Linked DNA regions of Mus musculus: region 2 is linked to region 1. Evidence: chromatin loops called from intact Hi-C (ENCODE). Cell type or tissue: left cerebral cortex. All regions are shown on one strand. Links, peaks and the distances in the headings refer to the core of each region. The heading gives the core; the rest is flanking DNA.

Region 1 (8,231 bases), core at 1,916-6,915:
TAAGTACTAATGTGAATAATTGATGGTTGGTTTTAATATATTTTACATAGTATTCTTTCTCTTTTGTGTATCAACAATTGTATTTAAAATTATAGAAAATGTAAAACTTAGTCTGGAATATTTTACATTTCATCTTCTTCAAATAGAAAGATTGAGGTTCTATTACTGCATTGATACTGGTCTGTGCCAAAGTTTGCCATTTACACAGTTACTAACTTTTCCTTTCTGTCCCTGTATGAAAAGTTGAGAGCAGCCCTGTTTCTTTGATGAACTAAAGACTAATTTCTAGAACAAATGAACACACATATCTTTGTTGTATGGATTTCCATTAGTGGTTAGCAAAAATTATCTGAAATAAGAAATGCAGGCTAACTTATGTCCATTACAGATAGCTAAGTATGCATAGGCTATTCTTGGGATGTTTCTGAAATTTCTCCAGTTTTGACATCATTTGGAATTCAGGGACAAGGCACTATTTCAGGGTCTCCAGCAATGTAGTTCTATTGCAGGTGCACAAGAAATAAAGAACGAGATACAATACTCTGGATCCCACAGGAGTTGTTAAGAACTTAAGACCAGACTCTACACAAAGATTGCATACAACACAGCTCCCAATTAATAAAAACAACAACCAGCCCCAACATTCACTGTTAGAGGTTAGAGTAGCTGTGACCAGAGAGTCCTCTAACGAGTGATTGGAAGCTGAAAGTGTATGGAGTGTTTAGATGCTCCCTTCTAGCTTCTTTTCAGACAATTTACTAGGATGATTGACAGAGAATTGCTTTCTGGATGGTTTTCCCTTCTGGAACTTTCCATAGCAAAGATTACTTGCATAAAGGTGTGCACAGCTGAGGATCTCCACAGCCGAAGTTCCTCCATCCATCCCTCCTTCATATAGATTCATTCATCCTTCCTTCCTTCCGTCCACAAATCCACAGATCTGTGCATGCTTCCATCCATTCTTGTATCCATCTATCCAGTATTGGAAATTCAGAAAAGTGATACACTCCCTGCTTTTGTGAAGATATAGTTAAGTACACCATGAGTGATGCAGTGAGCACTGGAAAGAAGCCAGAAGTCAGTGAGTGCCAGGAAGGGAAAGAGAAGTCTCTCAAGCTGACTAAGAAATGCCAACATGAGCAGGGTATGTTCAATAGGGCAGCATCTGTGAAAGGGATTAGATAGTACACGGTTCAGAGTTCAGAGCACACTTAGCCATGAGGTCAGTGTGCCCGAGGCAGAGCAGGGAGAGGTTAGAGATGATGGGGCTAGAGAAGAAGCTAGGAGTGAGGGTATGGAAGGCCGTGAAATCATTATCCAGTCTGGGAGGAGACTGGGCTTCCAGGCACTGTGCCTGCTGCCCATGATGAATGGAATGAGGATGCAGACTGGTGAAGCCATCATAGATGTCTAAGTGACAGATGGCACCGTTTCAGTCTGTGGGTTGGTAAAAGGGATGGGAAGGATTCTTGGGATCTGATTTTGTAATATAGTGTCTGATAGCTCCAAGGAGATTGATTTGCTGAGACTCAAGCCAGATCATTCAGAAACCACACTATTGCCTATACTTTTACTTACCTTGATTCAGGGTCCTGCTGCCCCTGAAGGCCTCCATGGTTGTGAAGATAATGGAACTCATGCCTTGTTTGGCTAGACTTACACAAAATCTCTGGCAAATGAGGCCTAGGAGACCAAGGTCTTAATGAATTGTCAGTAACAATTGATGACAAAGGCTCAATGTTTCTGCTTAGATGCCTGATGTGGGGTCTAGGGCAAAGCTGTTATTAGGAATCCTAGAAACTTGGTCAATTTTGGATTGATGTTTTATATTACTGAACCTTCTGGGTAAACATGGATTTTCAGCCTTTAATTAGAGATTTTAAATAATGACAAATGGACCTAGAATTTTCTCAAATATGTGTCTTTATGAGCCAGAAGTGGGAAGTTATACGTTAAAAGGAGAGTTTCATTCCTCTCTCTGGCTCTTTTCTTTTCTAGACTTTAGTGAGTGACACGCTTTGGCTTTACAAGTTATTGGTGAGACGTCCCAAACACCAAACAGAGAAAGGACACTCACTTCAAATAAGGCAGTGAGGGAGAAGGCAGACAGCAATACCTGAGTCATTTTCTCACCTCTCTTCTTGATGCTCAGTACCGCACAGCATTGAAAATGAGTACGGATGCTGAACTTTCATTATTTAGCTTAAAGCCCAACATACTTGGGTTACAGTCAGAATGGGAACAGCATTCGGTAATCTCCATTCACATGGTTTGTGTCTGCTGTCAGTCATGGAATCACCATTCTTACTGACTCTGTGGCAGAGGACCACTGTAGTATGGCACTGACCACTGGGGAAGCCTTCCTTTACCGTGTACCACTCGAATTCTTCCCAGTTTCCCACTCTATAAAAATAAAATATGTCACAGCTCTAAGCCTCTTTATATCAACTGCTTTGTTTTCTTTGGGACTGTTTTCCTGGAAATGTCCCCAAGTGTATCATTACTGGATGACATATAGTAAAGAGCTTTACAGAAATAATAATAAATAACAACAATAATAACAAAGTCTGCTTCCAGACTGCTGCTCAGGAAGCTGGAGCTGATCTTCCACACCATGGTGTTATTTCCTCTGTGTCATAGTGGTAGAAACTTAAACTCTTTAATTATTTTTCGCTGTCAGTTTGATAAATGGGACCTATCCTGTTGTTTGGGTCTTCACCATCTTTTCTTTCTATTTTATCTTTTTAATTTATTTTTATACTATTTTAATTTATACTATTTAATTTATTTTTATACTCAGCAAGCACTTCTTGGTATAAGCAATAGTGTCTGGGTTTGGTGTCTACATGTGGGATGGATCCTCGGGGGCAATCTCTGGATGGCCTTTCCTTCATTTTCTGCTCTACTCTTTGTCCCTGTATTGCTATTAGACAGGAGCAATTGTGTGTTAAAATTTTGGAGATGGGTCAGTAGCCCCATCCCTCATACGGAGGGCCATGACTAACCTCTGGATATGGTCTCTACAGGGTTTTCCCTCTCCTTTGTTGGACATTTTGGCTAATGCCATTCCTGTTGGGTCCTGGGAGCCTGTGACTTTCCTGGCATCTGGGACTTGCTGGTGGCTACCCCGAGTTTCCCATCCCCCATTGCTATACACCTCTGTTCAATTTCCTGGCCCTCTGTACATCTCCTCCATCTCCTCTCATACCTGATTTTGCCCCTCTTTTTCCTCACACCCACCTCTCTTCCTCCCGAGTCCCTGCCACTGTCTACTTCCCTTGATTATTTTGTTCTACTTCTAAGTAAGACTGAAGCATCCACTCTTTGGTCTTCCTTCGTCTTGAGATTCATACATTCTGTGAGTTTTATCCTGAGTATTCCACACTTTGTCTAATACCCACTTATCAGTGTGTATATACCATTTGTGGTCTTTTGTGGCTGAGTAACCTCACTCAGGATGATATTTTCTAGATCCATCCATTTGCCTGAGAATTTCATGATGTCATTGTTTTTAATAGCTGAGTAGAATTCCATTGTGTAAATGTACTACATTTTTTGTATCCACTCCTCTGTTGAGGGACATCTGGCTATTGTAAATATGACTGCTCTGATCATAGTGGAGTATGTGTAGTTAATATATGTTGGAGCATCTTCTGTGTATATGCTCAGGAGTGGCATAGCTGGGTCCTTAGGTAGCACTATGTCTATTTTCTGAGGAACCGCCAGACTGATTTCCAGAGTGGTTGTACCAGCTTGCAATCCCACCAACAATGGAGGAGTGTTTCTCTTTCTCCACATCCTTGCCAGCATCTGCTGTCACCTGAGTTTTTGATCTTAGCCATTCTGATTGGTGTGAGGTGGAATCTCAGGGTTGTTTTGATTTGCATTTCCTTGGTGACTAAGGATGTTTAACATTTCTTTAGGTGCTTCTTGGTCATTCAAGTTTCCTCAGTTGAGAAATCTCTGTTTAGCTCTGTTCCCCATTTTTAATAGGGTTATCTGGTTCTCTGGAGTCCAAATTGTTGAGTTCTTTGTATATATTGGATATTAGCCCTATCAAATTCATTTGGAATAACAAAAAAACCCAGGATAGCAAAAACTACTCTCAACAATAAAAGAACATTTGGCAGAGTCATCTTTATCGACCTCAAGCTGTACTATAGAGCAATAGTGATAAAAACTGCGTGATATTGGTATAGAGACAGGCAGGTAGATCAATGGAATAGAATTGGAGACCCTGAAAAGAACCAACACACTTGATCTTTGACAAAGAAGCTAAAACCATCCAGTCGGAATGGTGCTGGTTCAACTCGAGATCAGCATGTAGAAAAATGCAAATTAATCCATTCTTATCTCCCTGTACAAAGCTCAAGTCCAAGTGGATCAAGGACCTCCACATAAAATCAGATACACTGAGTCTAATAGAGGAGATGGTGGGGAAGACCCTTGAACACATGAAAACAGGGGAAAGTTTCCTGAACCGAACACCAATGGCTTATGCTCTAAGCTAATGAATCTGTAAGTGGGACCACATAAATTTGCAAAGCTTCTGTAAGTCGAAGGACACTGTCAATAGGACAAAAAGGAAACCAACAAATTGCAAAAAGATCTTCACCATCTTTTCTCAATCCTTGTAAACTCGGGACATGGATCCATGGCAGAATGAGAGCATCAGCTTTTTCTACACATGAGTCCCTTACTGGTGAACACTATTTTGCAGTGTCTTCGGCTTGCTGTGTTAGATTCAGAACCTAGTGATAATCCTCAAAGTTGTTGCTCCATAGAGTTCTGCTGCCTGTCAGAAGAGGGCACTGTTTGCTTGTATTGAGGCAGAGGAAACAAACCTGGAGCCATTTAGGGAGAGGGATGGCTGCCAGAGTCAGTCCTTGACACCTATGCTCTGTGGGAAAAGTGGTTATGACTGCAGCTCCATTCAAGCATGGCGAATCCTGTTAAACATCCAGTTTCCTATAATTCCACCAAACCTTTTAGGGTCCTGGCTGCCCAGGAGACCAATGAAATAATTTACATTGATGACATCTGGGACATAGCATCTGGGTGGGTACAAGACAAAACAACAGTTTACCCAGAGATCAGATGTGCAGCATGCAGGGACCCCGGCAGGGCACTGTGGAAGCACAAGATTGTTAGGGCTTGAACAATGGTAGATTCAGGAACTAAGGAAACTGGAATAGCAACTAGTTCACAAGTAGAGTTTAGAATAGATAACATTCAGGCTGGGCATATTTCTTTTCTTTTTTATTTTTATTTATTTTTATTTTTTTATTTATTTTTATTTTTATATTTTCTTCATTTACATTTCAAATGCTATCCCAAAAGTCCCCTATACCCTCCCCCAGTCCTGCTCCCCTACCCATACACTCCCACTTCTTGGCCCTGGCATTCCCCTGTACTGGGGCATATAAAGTTTGCTAGACCAAGGGGCCTCTCTTCCCAATGATGGCCATCTTCTGCTACATATGCAGCTAGAGACACGAGTTCTGGGGATGCTGATTAGTTCATATTGTTGTTCCACCTATAGGGTTGCAGACCCCTTCAGCTCTTGGGTACTTTCTCTAGCTCTAGATGACTGTGAGCATCCACTTCTGTATTTGCCAGGCACTGGCAAAGCCTCATCGGAGACAGCTATATCAGGGTCCTTTCAGCAAAATCTTGCTGGCATATCCAATAGTGTCTGCATTTGGTGGCTGATTATGGGATGGACCCCTGGGTGGGGCAGTCTCTGGATGGTCCATCCTTTTGTCTTAGGTCTAAACTTTGTCCCTGCAACTCCTTCTATGGATATTTTATTTTCTATTCTAGGGAGGAATGAAGTATCCACGAGTTGGTCTTCCTTCTTGATTTTCTTGTGTTTTGGAAGTTGTATCTTGGGTATTCTAGGTTTTTGGGCATTAGTGAGTATATATCAAGTGACTTCTTTTGTGATTGGGTTACCTCACTTAGAATGATATCCTGCAGATACATCCATTTGCCCAAGAAATTCATAAATTTCTTAAAGGTTTTCTTCTCTCTCTCTCTCTCTCTCTCTCTCTCTCTCTCTCTCTCTCTCCCTCCCTTTTCCTTTCTCCCTCCCCCTCCTTCCTTTCCCTTCCCTTCCCTTCCCTTCCCCTCCCCTCCCTTCCTTCCTTCCTTCCTTCCTTCCTTCCTTCCTTCCTTCCTTCCTTCCTTCCTTCCTTCCTTCCTTCCTTCCTTCCTTCCTTCCTTCCTTCCCTTCTCTCTCATTTTTAAACTCACATATAGCTGCTGCTGCTGCTGCTGCTGTGTGTGTGTGTGTGTGTGTGTGTGTGTGTGTGTGTGTGTGTGCACTCTCGAGTAGGGGAAGAGGAGATGGAGCCCAGTTGTGAGAGCAGTTGCCTAATTTGCACAAAGACCTGGGTCTGACTCATAGCTTTACATAAACCAAGTTGTGGAAGAATTCAACTCCAACCCCAGTACTCCGGTAGCAGAGGCAGGAGGGTCAGAAGTTCAAGGTCATTCTTGGCTATATGCTATGTCCAGGGACAACCTGGGACACATGAGAGCCTGTCTCAAAAAACAAAACAAACAAAAACAAAACTAAACCAAACTACAAAAATACCCCCCACAAAGTCACTTATCAAATAGCCAGGTGTACTTTTATTAGAAAAAAGTCACAGAGTGCTTTCAATCTGGTGATTTCCTTTTATTTGCTACTCTCCTTCATTGCTCCCCATGTTCCAAGGCTACCTCTGTAGAGTGTGACTATGATATCGTAGGTATTTGTAAGCATGGTTTCACATAAAAGAAACACTCATCTTCTCTGGGAGAGGGATCTTAGAACACATATTATCTCAAAACTAGTTTCTAATTTCCTTTTCACTGATCCATAATACTCTTGCTTCCAAGAGTTCAAACTGGTATATCTTAGATATTGTATTCAAGCTGTAATATCAGTCTCAACGAATTAACTATTATACTAATAAGAGATAATTAGATTTTCAATTTCCACTATTACGGAAACTGGAAGTCAATGCTATGGTACTTACAAGTTTGTACAGACTTAACTGTTTCTGTAGGGAGTACGCTGGAGGTAAAATTTCGAGGTCAAATCTAATGAGCACTTAAAATTTTAGTAGGTACAATAGGTCAAACTGTCCTCTGAAAAGGGGAGGAAGTAGGTACTTAAGACAACAACCACTGGAGTCCCTGCCAGTGCTGGACAGAAGGGAGACCTCACAGACTTTCCAGGCAAAGCTTTGAGCAGCAGTTCTCCCTTACTTGGCTATTCTTACATCATTAGAGCATTATTTGTTTCGTTACTGAAACTCTTGCTGTTCTAATGAAGACCTGGTAAGTCCCATGTACTTACTGTACCTGTCTTAGGATTGAGTAGGCTATGGTAGGAGGTGCTAAGTGTCTTATAGATTTGTAGGAAATATAGAAGACATGCTCTTCAGACCAGTGTGAGCCAGAAAAATATTTCCTCTGTCTTTTGCAGGCCAGGCTGCTCTTGAATCCAGCTGGCATTACACCTAAGACCTTGCCTCAGTCTCCCGACTGCTGGAATTGCAGGTGTGTGTCAGATGCCTGTTCACTCTTCCCACGAAGCCTGGGTCATATCATTTTACTCTTTGCTGACTTTTCCCTATATGCCCCAGGCAACTGGAATAAATCGCAAAGGCTTCACTTGAGCTTTCTAGGCCCTTCTATGGTCCAAGCTCCACCTCTGCTTCTCCCTCTCCTTGGTCTCTTTCTGTTGCACCTCGCTCTGGCTTAAGTGACCCACGGAGGGAAGAAGCTTCATGTGAAACCCCGTGAGGTCTCTGCTATGTGATTTCTGCACTGGAAGCTTTGCTTTAACTAACAAACCTCATAGAGCTCAAATAGGGCTGACTGGGATCAACATTGGACAGAACCATCAAAGGTCAAGTGCACAGGAGCAGGACTTGGAAACTTCAGCAAACGTTCAGCCAGAGGTTCCATCAGTCGGCTGTGGTCTAGGGGATGGGGATTTACAAAAGGAGATATGGAGAAGGGGGTAAGATTTAACACATGTGCAGTACATGCACATGTGAAATATCACACTGATTTCAATTACATTAATAGCATTTCTCAAGTCTACAAACTTAAACGGAGGCTGTTATGGACTGTAGGCTGTGAATTATCCATGGGAGACAGAACATTGGAGCGCTGTCAACATGAAGATGTCCAGAAGGAGCCTCACTTACGAGAGCTCAACATCTGCTACTTCC
Region 2 (6,504 bases), core at 1-5,000, 1.3 Mb after region 1:
TAAAACGCCCCCTTTTTCCTTCCTTCCTTTATTTCCTTCTTTCTTTCTTTCTCTCCTTTATTTTTCTGCAGAAGCATTTTAACTTAGTGCAACTCCTACAGGTTTGAGTTTAAGGCCCATGTGCTGAGCCCAGAGGCACTGATCAATTACTGTGATTTCATGTCAATGTTTCCCTGGAGTATATCCCAAAGAACATGAGCTAATGTATTTCCTCCCACACCGAGTAAGCTGACAGTACCCACTTGTCCAAACCTCTCCTAACTCTACCTTTAACACAGCATCAGGCAGCCACTCTCTTGCTGAGTCTCTGAACCAAGTCAGATTGATAACATTCTGATTCCAGAACTCACTAAGAAAATTTCTGTGCGAACAAGTCCTCTAAATGTAGATGTACACCTATAAAAGGGGCCACCTAGTGCCCATCATAGGAGAGATGAACTCATCCCTGTCTTCTGCTCTTTCATGTATTTTATAGAGCTACACCTTTATAAATAACTTCTTTCAGACTGAAGGGAAATGTAAGCAAAATGTAATACCCACATAATGACCTCAAATGTCATTTTGGAAAGAGCAAGGAAGCCAGAATCAGGAGAAAGAAAAACATAAAGTAAGATGAACAAAGAAGACATTCTACATCATTTAGACCAGCGTGACTGAATGTCCCGCAGGGTTTCCCTGGTAAGTTGACGCTGCAGGAACCACATAATCAACTGAGCATCCTTTCCCTTAACAAACCTCGGTCCCCTAACAGCACTGCTGCCTCTCTCTCCTCTGGGGTTTTTCCAATAAGTTTTGTGTGGCTGCAACTATCTCATCAATATGCACATCCCTACCTATAAAGCTTCTGTCTCCAAACAGAAACCTCTGGGTGTCCTCTGGGGCAGAAACCACCTCCCCTGAGGGAAGCAAAATCAAAGGTGGAGAGGGGCAAACACCGGTGCCTCTGGTTCTCGCATCACCTAGAGCTAGCCAGTTGCAAGCCTGAAAGTCCATACTAGCAGCAGGCTCCTGGGTTTGCTCAGGACCCTTGTCCTGCTAGAGGGGCCAGATAAGCTCAAGTAGGCTGTAGTGCAAATTTGAGACTCCAGAGGAGCCTCTCATCACCCACTCTTACTTTGAAGCCCTGATTTTCTAACTCTTTCTTGACTTCTCTTTGGGGTAGGTAGAACATGAAGGTAGCCTAGGGGTAACAGGCCTGACTTGGGGGGGTGGTGTTGGGGGGACGGAGAGGGCAGGAGTTGCTGAAGGTGGGGCTGGAGATAGCCATGAAAAGAGAGCTCTTTAGGCAACTGCAACCCCAGCATGCCTTCCTTGTTCTAAGGACCAGGACCACTTCCTCTGAAGCAGGAGACAGCCAGTGACTGGGACTAGGGTTGAGAAGCAGTCCCTAAGCACTCCAGGTCGCTGCAGCACCTTTTAAGAACAGCTCAAAGGGACCATAAGCTGGGCCAGAACTCAGTGTCACCTGGGAGTTGGAACTCATATGTGTGTGCGTGTGTGTGTGTGTGTGTGTGTGTGTGTGTGTGTGTGTGTGTGGTGTTCACCCCAGACCAAGCGAGCTCCACTAGACAGTAATCAGGGTCACAGGGGTACCACCAGCAGCCAGGGTCCCTGGGAAGCAAGGCTGAAGGGACGATCTTGGCTGCAAGCTGGGAAACTTGATAAGAAACACACCAGCTGTCTCTCAGGCAGGACGTACTCCCCACCACCACCACCCTGAACTGTCCGATGCGCACGACTACAGCCTATGGATTCACCCATCCTCACCCTCCGCACCCTGCAAAATTCCCTCCCGAGCCCCAGGATCCCAGGCAGGATGTTACCTCTTGCAGAGGCTGAGTAGGGGGCGATAGCAGCGGCAGACACTTTTCAGGATGACTTTCCTGCGTTCTCCAGTGAAAGCGTGTGCGCCCAAGCAGAAGCTGTAACCTGCTATTTATAGCGGCGAGCTCAGCACCCGGGGCTGGGAACCCGGAGGATGGTAGCGTGCAGGGCGCGGGCCGAGCCTCCCCGCTCCCCGCTCCCTGCTCTGGGCTGGCAGCTCACGCTCCGCCCGCCGCCCCGCAGCGCGCGCCCGGGAGAAGTTGCTCCTCGCCCGCAGCTCACACGCCCCCTGGCACTGTCGCCACGTCCCCACCCCCAACGCCCTGCCTCTCTTCCTCCTCGTCTTAGGCTCACTCCCTCGGAGCGGTCTCCTCCCAATGTCACCAACCAGCCACCAAAGAGGAACAGCAGCAGTCTCGCAACTGGTGCAGCTCGCCTCCCTGCCACAGATGGAGTTGGTGGCCCGACCGCACAGCTCGAAATGACCACAACACGCTGCTTCTGTTTACTGACACCCACCACTCAGACTCTGCTGTCTCTGGGGTCAGCTGCCAATCCTGGGGTGCGGGATCACAGGGGCGAAGCGCGCGGGGCGGGGGGGGGGGGGGGCAAGGCAATCACAATGCGACCCGGACAGGAGAAGAGACTGCAGAAGGCGGAAATGTAAAAGGATGTGAGAAGGTAGCTCAGACTAGTCCCCACTGACTGTCCCTGGGAGGAGGATTGGGCGTTAGAGGAGTGTGAAGCGCTGTCCCACGTTCTGGTGACTTCTGCGTGTCACGGTCCTGAGAACTGCTTCTCCCTTGCCAGTGTTTTCCCCTAGACCCAGACTGAGCAGACCTGGGCACAGGGGCAGCCCACAGCCACTCCCCACCTTGCAGAGTGCCTAAGTGTTCCCAACCACCAGGCTCATGCCTTTGACAGCCTGGTTGTGTGGAGACAATCCGCCCTCGGTGTGTTTGAGGTGTCAGAAAATTTTGGTGTGTAATCACGCTGTCTGGAAAGAGACTGAAACTCCCCCACTTCCTCGCGAACAAACCCGAGGGGTGAGGGGTAGTCTGGATAGTCCGGCCTGTGGGGGTGGGGCAAATGACTCTCTCCATCTGCGCCTTACAGGTGCCACCTGGCGGCTTTCCTAGAGAGGTTTTGTCCACTCTGCTCAGAGGTAATTCTTCTCAGAGCTTACCCACAAAGGCACACTAGTCCTTTTTCTTCCTTGCAACCCTTTAAACTGGCACTCTAAATAAAGTAAAAACGCGTGTACACAAGTGTGACATTTGTCACACAAAGAGCCTGGAATCTTAAAGTCAGTGAAATCAATTTGGGTTAAGGCAGTGCTTAACAGTATTACAGTATTACAAAATGGGAAGCTGTGTCTGCCCCCAGCTGTCACCCCTGCTGTCACTGCCTGAATCGAGACATCCATTTACTTCCCAAGTATTTGCTACTAGATATTATCTTTGTTGATGAGGGCAGGGAGTTTGATGGTTTAAATTTATGTGTGTGGGGGCGGGGTGCTAGTGGTGGTGTGAGGGTGTCTTTGGTTGGTTCCGTTGGTTGATTGGGTTGGTTGGTTGGTTGGTTGGTTGGTTGGTTTGGGTTGGTTGGTGGCTGAGTTGGTTAGTGGGTGGGTAATTGAGTGGGTGGGTGGATTGGTTAGGTTGCTTGTTTGATAGGTTGGTTGAGTTGGTTAAGTTGGTTGGTTAGCTGGTTTGGATGGTTAGTTTGGTTAGTTGATTGGTTTGGTTGGTTGCTTGGTTTGGCTGGTTGGTAAGTTGTTAGGATTGATTCCTTTGGTCAGTTAGCTAGCTTGAATGATTAGTTTGTTTGGCTAGTGGGTTAGTTTAGTTGGTTGGGTTGGTTAGTTGGCTGATAGGTTGGTTGAATTAGTTCTGTTGGTCGGTTGTCTGGTTTGGTTGGTTAGTTCATTTGATTAGTTTGTTAGTTGGTTAGTTCATTGGTTGGTTGATTGATTGGTTGGTTTGGTTGGCTAGTTGACTGGTTTAGTTGATTGATTGGTTTGGGTTGGCTAGTTGCTTGGTTGGATTTGTTTGGTTGGGTTGGTTAGTTTGGTTTGGTTTGGTTAGATGTTTGCTTAGTTTGGTTTTCAGATACTTTCTTTAGCCTCTACACTCCCAGAGCTTGGAGTAGTATTGAATACACCATGGCTCCAACAAGTGCTTAGAGACTGACTCAAAACCCTGTGGGTTAGAAGCTGGGTTGCCTTCCTCTCACCCTAGTCCCCAAAGTCCTCCCTTGCTTTCTCTCCAATTCATTTCTGTTCTGCTCAGCCATTATGTCATCATAGGTGAACTGAAGGGGGAAAAGTGGGATTTTGAGGACCAACTTGTCCATTAGACCCTGTCACTCTTGAGGTGTTGGCTATGCACCTGTAACATGCAGTTGCCAGCCATCTTCATGCAATCTACTGGAAAAAATGGTGCAGATCATCTGCTGGCAGAAGTTCAGCCCAGAAAAATACACAGAATGGAAGACAATGAAACCGGAGCTCCAGAGCTTCACCTCACTAGGACTTATGCATCTGTTCCCTGGCCTCAGAGGAAAAAAAAATAGTGCAAAAGGAAGATGGAGCTCTTAGACAATGAGGTTAGATGCTGCCATAGAAGCATCAGAATCAGAAAATTGTTCCCTCTAAAATAGAGTTGTCAAGCAGAGTTACTGACTGGACAGGAACACTCAAAGTAAGGCGCCCCTCAAAAGCCCCAGTGTGATTAAAATTCAGACACAGGTCATTCTGACCAATCTCCTTCACAGAAGGATGTGGCATATATATGTAACTCAACTGGAAAGTTTAAAATAAAAGGAGGGGAGTGCTCTATCAGACCTGTGTACCACACAGCATTATAGAGATTTCCATCAGCCTGCTATGTACCTATTTTGGTTATTTGCTGTTACTTCCCCTGCTTAGGTCTGGAAGATGCCAGTGCTTCTGTGGCTTAAATTCATTCAACCTCTGCTTTCACAGCCCTGGAGTTTCAGCCACTTCTGCTGCTGAAATGAAACTCCATTTGCCAGGGAAGGACAGAATAGTTTCTCATTTCCTTTTGATATACCTTTATAGAGTCAAAAGTTAAAGGTGACTCCCAAGAGTTAGCATGCTCTCTAAAGCAATAAAATCAAGCCAGCGGCCATGAGTCTGGTATCACACCTCCTATGCAATAAGGTAGTTTGCTCACTTTCCATACATATATTCATTATCTTTAGAGAGGCCATCTGTGAGCATCTCTACTCTAACAATTTTTTGCCATTCAAAATTTCTTCTGAAATGTGTGGTATGGGACTTTGTCCTTAACCATAATTATCCATTCATGTTTATGATACTCAGCAAAGCAAGTCTTTGGTTTTGCCCATTTTTTTTCTCTTGTATGGAAAAGAAATTCTTTACTCATACCTTTAATCATATCCTGATTATAGTTTACCCTCTCTCTACTCCTCTCAGCTCTTCCCCACTGTATCCACTCCCTTTCTGTCTTTCATTAGGAAAGATAGACTTCTAAGAGACAACCACCAAACATTACAAAATAAAATACAATAAGATGAAGAAAAAACTACCATATCAAACTTGGACACAGCAACCCAACAGAAGGAAAAGAGTCCCAAGAGCAGGTACCAGAGTCAGAGACTCACTCATTATCACAGTAACATGTCCCATAAAAATACTAAGTTAATAGCTATAGTATACATGCAAAAGACCTATTGCAGGCCCTATGCTTGCTGCTTCAGTCTCTGTGAGCTCATGTGTGCCTTACTTGGTTCATTCCAAGGGCCTTTTCTCCTGGTGTCCTCCATGTTCTCTGCCTCTGAGGGAAGGGATTTGATGGAGACCTCCAACGTAGACACTCTCTCTGCATAATGTCTGGCTGTGGCTCTCTGCATTCATTCCCATATGCTGTCAGATGAAGCCTCTCTGATGATGACTGGGTAAGACATTTATCTACAAGTATATCATTAGAAATCATTTTATTGATTTTTTCCAGTAATATTTTAATTTACCCCAGATCTCTTCACTATCTAGTTTTTGGTTCTTGGTCACTTGAACTGTGTTGGGCATGGGTTCCTTTTCGTGAAGTGGGTCACAGATCAGATCACACATTGATAGGCTACTAGGCAGGACAGATTATAGGTCAGGAGTTCTGTGGCTGGATTGGTGTTCATATTTCTCTTTCAGTAGCCTGCAGAGCACTCTTCCATGCTAAAGAGACTAGAGCATACAAGTGAGGGTTCCAGATATACACCAGCTTGACTTTTCCATGTTCAATGAGTTGTGTGGGTGTTGTCCTCAGCAATGGGGCCCTGCTGTCACTTGGTGGAAAGCAGCCTTTTGTCTTAGCAATAGCTCGGGATGTTTGGTGATTTCCATGGGAACCCCTTAGCCAATAGCTTAATTGCATGCACTCTGATCCCACCAACGAAAGCTTTGCCTGGCTGTAAAAGGTGGTCAGTTGAGATTCCACACTGCCCATTTCCAGGAGTACTCATTAGGATCATCTTCATAGTCTAGGAAGTTTCACTGCACTCATGTTCACACCATCCCCACAAAGCCCCTCCCCAATCCCAGTCATCTCTCTTCAAATTCTCTCCCTCCACCCCACACCCTGCCACCTGATCCCCAGCCACCTGCACCCAACCCCACCTGGTTCCAATCTGCCCTTAATATCT

The links. Peaks named below come from ENCODE experiments on the same cell type or tissue, not always from the same donor. Only the 100,000 strongest peaks of a DNase experiment are listed, where the experiment ranks them.
Region 2: a loop joins it to region 1, with 3 times the contacts of the local background. A loop is called at or near these places in 3 of 42 quality-filtered maps.

Annotation. Positions count from the first base shown.
Region 1 is chr8:82,686,127-82,694,357 of GRCm38, reverse strand. No RefSeq gene overlaps it. Among named protein-coding and RNA genes, the nearest start is that of Zfp330, 84 kb to the left of the region's middle. In left cerebral cortex, for the core only: a CTCF peak has its summit at 4,791 (motif pointing right); a DNase peak (open chromatin) is centred at 4,839.
Region 2 is chr8:81,338,117-81,344,620 of GRCm38, reverse strand. Gm51582 reads left to right here and starts at 1,968. Exons shown (of 2, transcript XM_030243908.1): 1 at 1,968-2,367. The coding sequence starts at 1,979. Inpp4b (inositol polyphosphate-4-phosphatase, type II) reads right to left here and starts at 2,059. Exons shown (of 25, transcript NM_001024617.3): 1 at 1,824-2,059. In left cerebral cortex, for the core only: a CTCF peak has its summit at 2,961 (motif pointing left); DNase peaks (open chromatin) are centred at 837, 2,098 and 2,834; H3K4me3 peaks cover 1,659 bases; H3K27ac peaks cover 912 bases.